2 separate regions of the Homo sapiens genome follow, and region 2 is linked to region 1. Evidence: read pairs that join two places in POLR2A ChIA-PET (ENCODE). Cell type or tissue: CD4-positive, alpha-beta T cell. All regions are shown on one strand.

Region 1 (5,000 bases):
TAAAAAAAACACAAATAACCCAATTTAAAAATGGACAGAGGACTTGAATAGACATTTTTCCAAAGAAGATACACAAATGGCCAATAAACATGTGAAAAGATGTTTAATACCATTAATCGTTAGGGAAATGCGCTCAAAACCACAGTAAGAGGCTACTTCACAGCATTAGCCTGTGGAAAGTGTGGGAGAGCATCGAGATCCATTCCCTCTGTGTGCTGGTGGGAATGTACAATGGTGCAGCTGCTGTGGAAAACAGTCTGGCAACTCCCCAACACATTAAACATGGAGTTACCATGTGACCTAGCAATTCCCTTCCTAAGAATCTCCCCAAGAGAAATGAAAATATAGTTCCTACAAAAACTTGTACACAGATGTTCACAGAAGTATTAATCATAACAGCCAAAAGTTGGAAATAGTCTAAATGTCCACCAGCTGATGAATGGATTAAACAATGTGATATATCTGTGGATAGGAATATTATTCAGTGGCAAACAGGAATGGAATGCTGACACATGCTACAACATGGATGAGCCTTGAAAACATGACACAGAGTGAAACAAGTCAATCCCAAATGGTTACATACTATATGATTCCACTTATGTGAAATATGAAACGTCCAGAATATGCATTCATGTAGAGACAGAAAGTGGATCAATAGTTGTTTAGGGTCGAAGTGGAATAACTAAAGAGTGTGGGCATTTCTTTTAAATGCTCTAAAGTTGTGATGGCAGTTGCATAGCTCTCTGAATATATGAAACACGATTGAATTGTACACTATTTTTTGAGACAGGGTCTCGCTCTGTCACCCAGGCTGAAGTGCAGCGGCATGATCACGGCTCTCTGCAGCCTCGACCTCCCAGGCTCAAGGCATTTTCCCGCCTTGGCTTCCCAAGTAGCTGGGACTACAGGTGTACGCCACCATGCCTGGCTAATTTTATATGTATGTATGTATGTATGTATGTATTTATTTATTTATTTATTTATTTATTTATTTATTTATTTTTGAGGCAGAGTTTCACTCTTCTACCCAGGCTGGAGTGTGGTGGTGCAGTTTTGGCTCACTGCAACCTCCACCTTCTGGTTTCAAGCGATTCTCTTGCTTCAATCTCCTAAGTAGCTGGGATTAGAGGCGCCCGCCACCATGCCCGGCTAATTTTTGTATTTTTAGTAGACACGGGATTTACCATGTTGGCCAGGCTGATCTTGAATTCCTGACCTTGTAATCCACCTGCCTTGGCCTCCCAAAGTGCTGAGATTACAGGCATGAACCATTGCACCTGGCCTTTTTTTTTTTTTTTTTGAGACAGAGTCTCGCTGTGTCACCCAGGCTGGAGTTCAGTGGCACGATCTCGGCTCACTGCAACCTCTGCCTCTCTGGTTGAAGCAGTTCTCTGCCTCAGCCTCCCAAGTAGCTGGGATTACAGGTGCCCACCACCACACCTGGCTAATTTTTGTATTTTTTTTTTTTTTTTAGTAGAGACAGGGTTTCACCATCTTGGTCAGGCTCGTCTTGAACTCCTGACTTTATGATCCTCCCGCCTTGGCCTCCCAAAGTGCTGGGATTACAGGTGTGAGCCACTGTGCCCGGCCTAATTTTGTTTGTTTTTTTTTTTTTTTGTAGAGACAGGGTTTTGCTGTGTTGTCCAGGCTGGTCTCTAACTTCTGGGCTCATGTGATCCTTCCGCCTTGGTCTCCCAAAGTGCGGAGATTACAAGTGTAAGCTACCGTGCCTGGCCAAATTGTACACTTCAAATGAGTGAACTGTGTGGTATGTGAACTATATTCCAATAAAGCTGTTACAGAAAGCATGTGGTACCAATTAATAGTCCCACTAGTGTTATTTAAGAGGGTCCAACTCCTTACATTATCCCCAACCCTTGGGTATCATTACTATAATTTAAAAACTTCAATCAGCTCTATTAAGGTATAATATGTAAACAATAAAATTCACCCTTACAAGTGTACTGATTTATAGTTTTGGCAAATGTATGCACACATGTGACCACTGCAATCAATATACAGAACATTTCCATGACCCCAGAAGGTTCCCTCGCGCCCTTCCCAGGCATCCTCTCCTTCCCTATCTGCGCACTATCACTGTGAATCAGATTAGTCTTTCCGTGTGTTTTGTATAAATAGAATCAGACAGTTTGTATCCTTGTGTCTCGCTTCCTTTGTTCGGCATGTTTTTAAGACTTATCCATGTTGCTGTCTGCACCTGTAGTTAATATTCTGTCGTATAGATATAGCAGTGCGTTTTCTCCATTCATGTGTTGGTAGATGTATTTGATTTATCTTCAGTTTTCTTGTTTTTGGCTTTACCATAATTACCTTTTCTTTTTTTTTTTTTTTTTTTTTTGAGACGGAGTCTCACTGTCTCGCCCAGGCTGGAGTGCAATGGTGCGATCTTGGCTCACTGCAACGTCTGCCTCCCGGGTTCAAGCAATTCTCCTGCCTCAGCCTCTCGAGTAGCTGGGACTATAGGTGCCCGCCACCACGCCCAGCTAATTTTTTTGTATTTTTAGTGGAGATGGGGTTTCACCACTTTAGCCAGGATGGTCTTGATCTCCTGACCTTGTGATCTGCCCACCTCGGCGTCTCAAAGTGCTAGGATTACAGGCATGAGCCACCACACCCGGCCAGCCTTTTTTCTTGTAGAAGAATCCTTCTGCCTTCCCCCCGTGGCTCTGACCTTTTGAAGGGACTGGCCCAGTTGTCTTGAAGTCCGTCCCACAGTCTGCATTTGTCGTTTCCTGGTGAACATGTTTCCTTGCTCCCCGTGTTTCCTCTAAACCACTAAATCACGTGAGTCCTGAAAGGCTTTGTTAGATTTAGGTGAAACATTTTTGGTGGGTGCCTCATGGGCGATCACATCAAAGGTCCATACTGTCAGGTGGGCCCACTGTTGGTGGTGCTAAATTGGGCCATTTGGTTCAGACCTTGACAGCCACATCCTTTTTATCTCTGCAGTTAGTCACTGGGGAAGCTTCACTGATTGTGGAGCTCCTTACACCTTAAGGACTAAGCTTTTTTCCTAATGCCTCTCTCAGTTTGACACTTACCTTCTAACTTTGCTTATTGATTTTTTTTTTATTTAGAAGAGATTTTTCACGGGTTTTTTTTTTGGAGACGGAGTTTCGCTCTTGTTGCCCAGGCTGGAGTGCAGTGTTGAGATCTCAGCTCACCACAACTTCTGCCTCCCAGGATCAAGAGATTCTCCTGCCTCAGCCTCCTGAGTAGCTGGGATTACAGCCGTGCCCGGCTAATTTTGTATTTTTAGTGGAGATGGGGTTTCTCTGTGTTGGTCAGGCTGGTCTAGAACTCCCGACCTCAGGTGATCTGCCTGACTCGGCCTCCCAAAGTGCTGGGATTACAGGAGTGAGCCACCGCGCTCGGCTGATTTTTCACTTTTATGTGGTCAAAACACCCATGGTACAAAAGAGGTATCTCTCAAAAACTTCCCTTTTAGAGGCGGAGCTTGCAGTGAGCCGAGATTGTGCCACTGCAGTCCGGCCTGGGCTAAAGAGCGGGACTCCGTCTCAAAAAAAAAAAAAACTTCCCTTTTATAAGCCCTTTCCCCCCCTTCTTTTCCTCCTCTCTCTCTTGTTCCCTTCTTTCTCTGTCTGCTTTACTTTAGAACCTGATGTGACAAATTAGCTTTGATTCCTATTCTGTCATCGTTTTGGACTATAGGTTCAGACTATAGGTTCACACTTAAGTGTGAGATGTTGGCCAACTGGCATTTCCATCGCTTCACTTGCTCTTCTTTTTCAAGGATTTGCCTGTTGCCCAGGCCAGCCCCTGGCTGGGAAAAGTAGCAGCAAGGTTGGGACTTTGATCCTAGGCTCTGCACTGTGGGTGGTGTTATCTCAACTTATCCTCTGTCTTCAAAGCTGCAGACCCATTTATGGTGGTGATGGAGAAGGGAGGGAAGAGCATGGGCCAGAAGCCAAAGCTGCTCGTTTCTGGAGAAGGCCTCCTGATTCCCTCTGCCTGAAACCCTTTTCTCTCCCTTCTTTCCCTGGTTAACTCCTGCCCGTCCTTGGAGACTCCGCTCAGGCATCCTAATTAAGGAAAACACCACTGGGTGCCCCTCCATTGCACTTCCATACACTCCACACATGCCTTTGCTCACTCAAAGGAAGACCTTTCTGTCTTCTGCATTAGCTCGTGAGGTCCTGAGGGCAGAGCCAGGGATGGCATTGTCACTGTGTTGTCACTGTCTGTGCAGAGCCTGACACATCGGGCTTTTGGTAAGTGTTGCTGGGATGTTCCACTCCCTGGCCTGCAGAGGGTTTCTGTATGGTGTGGATGCATTTGATTCCTGGTGGTGAAAGCAAGATGGAATCGCAGGTTCTTTTTTTTTTTTTTTTTTTTTTTTGAGATGGAGTCTCACTCTGTCATCCAGGCTGGAGTGCAGTGGCGCGATCTCGGCTCACTGCAACCTCCGCCTCCCGGGTTCAAGTGATCCTCCTGCCGTAGCCTCCTGAGTAGCTGGGACTACAGGCCTGCACCTCCAAGCCTGGCTAATTTTTGTATTTTTAGTAGAGATGGGGTTTTACTATGTTGGCCAGGCTGGTCTCAAACTCCTGACCTCAGGTGATACACCCACCTTGGCCTCCCGAAGTGCTGTGATTACAGGTGTGAGCCACAGCACCCGGCCTTCACTGCTCTTGATTCCCATAGATTCATGGAGCTGAAAGAGAGGTAGCAGCATCAGCTGCACCAGCTGCACTAGCTTCCGGGTGCAGGACTCCAACTGGGCCCACGCCTCTCCTCTGAGAGCACTGGCAGGGGTTCAACGTCACCAGCCCTCCTCCTTGTGTTCTCCTCTGTCTGTCGCCCTCTCCCAGGTTGTCCACTCTGTAGCTTGACTAAGAGGCACTTGATAAGGGTCACTGCTGTGAAGTGTGCCTGAGAGCTGATGGTGCAGGCAGTCATCAGGCCCTTGGTGGCATTTCCTCGTGGCGGGAGCTGGGGGTTCAGGTGACAGGACAGCT
Region 2 (5,000 bases), 240 kb after region 1:
TCTCCCACACTGCCTTTCTTTGAGACAGAAAATAACAGATATGTTTTCTTTCATTTCCTCTGTCCACCCTACAGGCTGTGACACCAATAAAGATTAAAATGCCCATAAGAGAAGAGGAAAAGAAAGCACTGAGTCTCCAAAACTGCATAATCAAAGTAAATAAAATTAAATATTTCAGAGCTGACTATAATTGCTGTGCTTCGTGGTTATAGACTCATCAGGTTAAAGATGTTAATTCATTTACACATGATTTTCTGGGGAAGGAAGAGTCCAAGAGTTTGTTACGTCAAAATAACATACAAAACATTAATAAACCCATCAGGATCTGGCAGAATTTGCTAAATAAAAGAAAAAAAAACACAAAACACTAATAAACCCCATTGCTGCAAGGTCTGTAGCATAAATACATTAAACCCAATAGGGCAATGGTTCTTAGTTACAACAAAACAGTCAAGTAGAGAAAAATGCCAAGTAAAAAATAAGTAAAAATAATAAATACCAATGTGATTTTACTTTCCGTGGCATTTCCCTATAAAGTACAGCAATTTATTTTTCATTTCCCAAAATCTGCCCTAATTCAAAACTATGTGGTATGTCTGCTTCTCCCACTAGTTTGAGACCATGAATTAAGTCAGAAATTATTTCTTATTCTTCCTAACATCTCTACAGCACCAAGCACACTGTTTGGAAACTGGATTTATTGGCTAGAAAGTATTCTAAAGCACTTCCTAAAAAGTAACATAGGTGATATGAAACTTACATGGGTAGCTGGTTATCTTAACACTTGGGAACCCAAGAGTGAGGATCAACAGAAGACATACTTCGTTATGGAAAGATATAAGCTTTACACTGAAATACTTGGATAAACCATGGTGTAACTGAATGCCTTATCTAGAGCAGGAAAAAAAACATCAAAATTGTTTGCTGACAAAACTAAGATACGGGAGAGGAGTTTACATGTTTTAAAAAAATATATTACTTCAAAAGCCATCACACTAAAGGAACTCAATCTCATTAGTCCATTGTATTTCCCGGATCAATTATTTGGCTCTCAGTTAATGAGGAAACAGCACCAAATTGCCACTTTTTTTTTTTTTTTTGAAACAGGGTCTTGCTCTATTGCCCAGGCTGGAGTGCAGAGACATGAACATGGCTCACTGCAAGCCTCGACCTCCTGGGCTCAAGAGATCCTTCCACCTCAGCCTGCCATGTAGCCACCACACCCAGCTAATTTTTTTTTTTATTTTTTGTAGAAGCAGGGTATCACCACCTTGCCCAGGCTGGTCTTGAATTCTTGGACTCAGGTGATCCTCCTGCCTTGGCCTCCCAAAGTGCTGGGATTACAGGCATGAAACACCATGCCTGGCCCACTCTTTTTTTGTTTTCTTACCAAATACACAGGAGAAATCTTTAGTTCAGAGGCCGATAGTTCCTTCTTCTTAAAAAATAAAAACACATGATTTAGAAAAGAAAAATTGTCTAGATTTTTAGATCAGTCAATTAATTCTCAACAAGAGAAATTTCTACAAACACTAGAAATTTTTTTAAAAATCAGGATAGCAAATTTGATTAGAGACAGAGTAATTTTTGGAATTCTAAAGTTAAGAATCTGGGCAATTTAGTCACTGACAGACAAATTCATGATTTAAAAGGGTATGTGACTACATATCTTACATGTAAGTGACTATTTCTTTTTCTTTTTTTTTTTTTGAGACAGAGTTTCGCTCTTGTTGCCCAGGCTGGAGTGCAATGGCGTGATCTCGGCTCACCGCAACCTCTGCCTCCCAGGTTCAAGTGATTCTCCTGCCTCAGCCTCCCTAGTAGCTGGGATTACAGGCATGTGTCACCACGCCCGGATAATTTTAGTATTTTTAGTAGAGATGGGGTTTCTCCATGTTGGCCAGGCTGGTCTCAAACTCCCAACCTCAGGTGATCCACCCACCTCAGCCTCCCAAAGTGCTGGGATTACAGGCATGAGCCACCGCGCCTGGCCATTTCTTAATCTTTACGCACAAAACAACTTCCATAATAGACGGACTCCATCCTGTGGTGCTTAAGAGCACAGACTCTGGGGCCAAATGTCCTAGATGCAAATCCTGCCTCCATTATTACTATTTGCTGTTTTATCTTAGGCAAGTTATTTAACTTCTCTGCGCCTCAGTGTTCTTGTCTGTAAAATGGGGACACTAATATTCCCTACCTCCTAGGGTTGTGTTGAGACTGAATACCTGCAAAGCACTTAGAATAGTGTCTGGCATGAAGTATGCACTATATAGGTGCTTTAATATATAAATAAACTAAAACCTGAGTAATGTCCTGGCTCCAAGGGCTAAGCACAATGAGCTCAGGGCAGGAAGAAGCCATTCTGTTCCCAACATGCATTTCCCTCCTCACCACTGAGGGTTTTTTTGTTTTGTTTTGTTTTTTCCAGACAGAGTCTCACTCTGTCACCCAGGCTGGGGTGCAGTGGCACGATCTCAGCTCATTGCAAACTCCATTTCCTGGATTCAAGCAATCCTCCTGCCTCAGCCTCCCATGTACCTGAGATTACAGGCATGCGCCACCAGGCCCAGCCAATTTTTGTATTTTCAGTAAAGACAGGGTTTCACCATGTTGGCCAGGCTGGTCTCAAACTCCTGACCTCAAGTAATCTGCCTGCCTCAGCCTCCCAAAGTGCTGGGATAAGAAGCAAGAGCCACTGCGCCCAGTGTCCACTGAGGTTTCAATCCCCCGAGCGACAGGAAGGAGGGAGATGCAGAGATCAGCCTTCCAAGATAAAAAGGTAACTGGGGTGAAAGTTTTTAACTCTCATGAAACACAGCCCATGTTTCCATTTCCTTCTCCAAGAGGCCAGGGAAGAAGGCAGGAAGAGAGCTAAAGTAAAACAACAATAACAAAAAATTATTTAGAAAGCCTAGTAACTAGATATTTGAGAACAAGAGGACAATTGACTGCTTGTGGCCAACTGGAGAAATATATTTCATGGTATTAATATAAATAACTTCAAATACAGTTATATCCATTCATTTATTCAGTTGTAAAGTTTCTGATCCTGATTTGGTTGGGTTACCAAAGGAATGAGTCTTTACTTTTGACAAAAGACGAGATATAAAACACCTGTTCCTACTCATCAGTCTCAGCTCACAAACACCTGAATGGTACCAAGACCAAACTCAGGTTGAACCACTGGGTCAAGGCTCAGGCCAACTATAAAGCATGTCACCTGAGGTGTCCACCCTTCACATGCATGGGTCTGCTTCATTAAATAGTGAAAACCATTACCCTAGTGTCTTCTAACTCCCTCTGGAGTTTGTCAGCTTTGGTCTTTTCAAAGAGCAGGCTCTGTTCAAGCTCCTTAATGCGGGCATGCTCCAGTTTGGTCTGCGTCTGTTAGTAAAAAGGAAGAGGAAGAGAACACAACAGTGCCACCATGACATGCCAGCACGAGAGGAGAGACAGCGGCATGCAGGCTGAGCCACCAGTACCTTCTGCCAAAGGGTGAACCAAAGGGGAATGGAGAAGGGAAGAGGTGGAGGTGAGATGAGGTGGGCAGTGAGGATGAATACCAGGGACAAAGGATGGTGGTGGGCAGGGGGCATGGGCTAGTCTGTTCAGAAAGAAAAAATGGAAAACACATGAGGCCAGATGAAGTGTCAGAGGCATGCAGCCAAATATAAGTAATATTGATAAGTGAAGTTTATCAGCACCAATTAGAATAGTTAATATCCCTCCCTCTAAACTATCATTATCCCTCCGCCCCACAAAGGCTACTTGACATTAATGTGTATGTAACTGACTCGATAACTTCACAAGGTATATTGACCCTCAGAATGATGGTCACTATCACCTAAATATGGCAAAGGTATTATAAATCTTAAACTGTTCAATAAGTCCTTAGAGCAGATTCTTGCACCTTAGCATATAACTTGACGTAAATAAGGGTCAAATAAAAACCTCAGTAGAAGGAATCTATTCCTTCTCTAGCTCCAACTAGAGCTAAGAAATCATGCTAGCAGCCTCTGCAGAAATGGGTGAGAAGGGTCTGAGTTAAGAGTCTTAGCAACATTCCTACATGTGATGGGGAAGAGGCCATGGAAGCTCTAGTTTCCTTCCAGCAGTGGATGTCCCAAAGGCTATTGGGCTCCAGGGAGGGAAAAAAGGACTCAGAATTACAAAGAGAAAATTTAGTAATAATTATCCTCTATAGTCTCCATCTCTGAAGGAGTCCAATTGAGAGGCTCAAGAGAGGAGGAAAGTTTACCTCAAACTGGTAAGGGGTTTATTATTTTTACCTTAAGATGAAGTTGTTTTTATTAGCTCAGACATAAAAACGCAACTCAACACAAAGGCATGAGTTTGAGCTCTCTCAAAAAGAGCTGGTGGGTTCCTAAGGTGATTCAAAACCTGTGATCTCAGATACTCTGCTCTCCCCACCATTACGCACTTGGATGTAGCCTGATAGGGAACCCAGAGGATAATCTCTAACAGGTTTAAGTGCAGCAGAATCTTAATTTGAAATAATCTAGGTCCAAATGTACCTCTTCCCACCCCCACCTCTCTTACACAAGAGGTTATCAGTTATCAGAATCAGTGACTGACAAGGCCCACACCCGCAGGGCTGCTCTCAGCAACTGTCAGTTACGTGCAGTAATTTAAATACTTTGTGGTACTAATTGACCTATCAGTCTGGACAATTATGGGCAATGAAAAAATGACAACAGACTCTAAACAAAGTGACACAAAGTGCAGAGCTTCAGTAGAGGGGGGAATGTAAAAGTGAAGATTGCAAACGTCTTCACTCATTCCAGTGGGACTCGGGGACCTCAATACATTCAAGAGGTCACTTTGCTTGTAAACCAGGTATCGACAAACCATGATGAGATATTTAAAAGGTGAACAAAAAAATTTTTTTTAATTCATCACCTGCTTCAGCTCTGTATACTCCACAAAAATAATGAAATACAATTCAAGCCCTAACTGTCTGGATAATCCCCTTGGTC

The links. Peaks named below come from ENCODE experiments on the same cell type or tissue, not always from the same donor. Only the 100,000 strongest peaks of a DNase experiment are listed, where the experiment ranks them.
Region 2: POLR2A ChIA-PET joins it to region 1 with 5 read pairs; 2 of 35 experiments call an interaction of 5 or more read pairs at or near these places.

What each region holds. Positions count from the first base shown.
Region 1 is chr12:122,102,239-122,107,238 of GRCh38, forward strand. The region is part of intron 1 of MLXIP (MLX interacting protein); the gene reads left to right. Among named protein-coding and RNA genes, the nearest start is that of MLXIP, 26 kb to the left of the region's middle. In CD4-positive, alpha-beta T cell, no CTCF peak of the experiment used is centred here; a DNase peak (open chromatin) is centred at 2,813; H3K27ac peaks cover 520 bases.
Region 2 is chr12:122,344,093-122,349,092 of GRCh38, forward strand. CLIP1 (CAP-Gly domain containing linker protein 1) reads right to left here. Exons shown (of 26, transcript NM_001247997.2): 10 at 3,283-3,387. Among named protein-coding and RNA genes, the nearest start is that of CLIP1-AS1, 49 kb to the right of the region's middle. In CD4-positive, alpha-beta T cell, no CTCF peak of the experiment used is centred here; no DNase peak of the experiment used is centred here.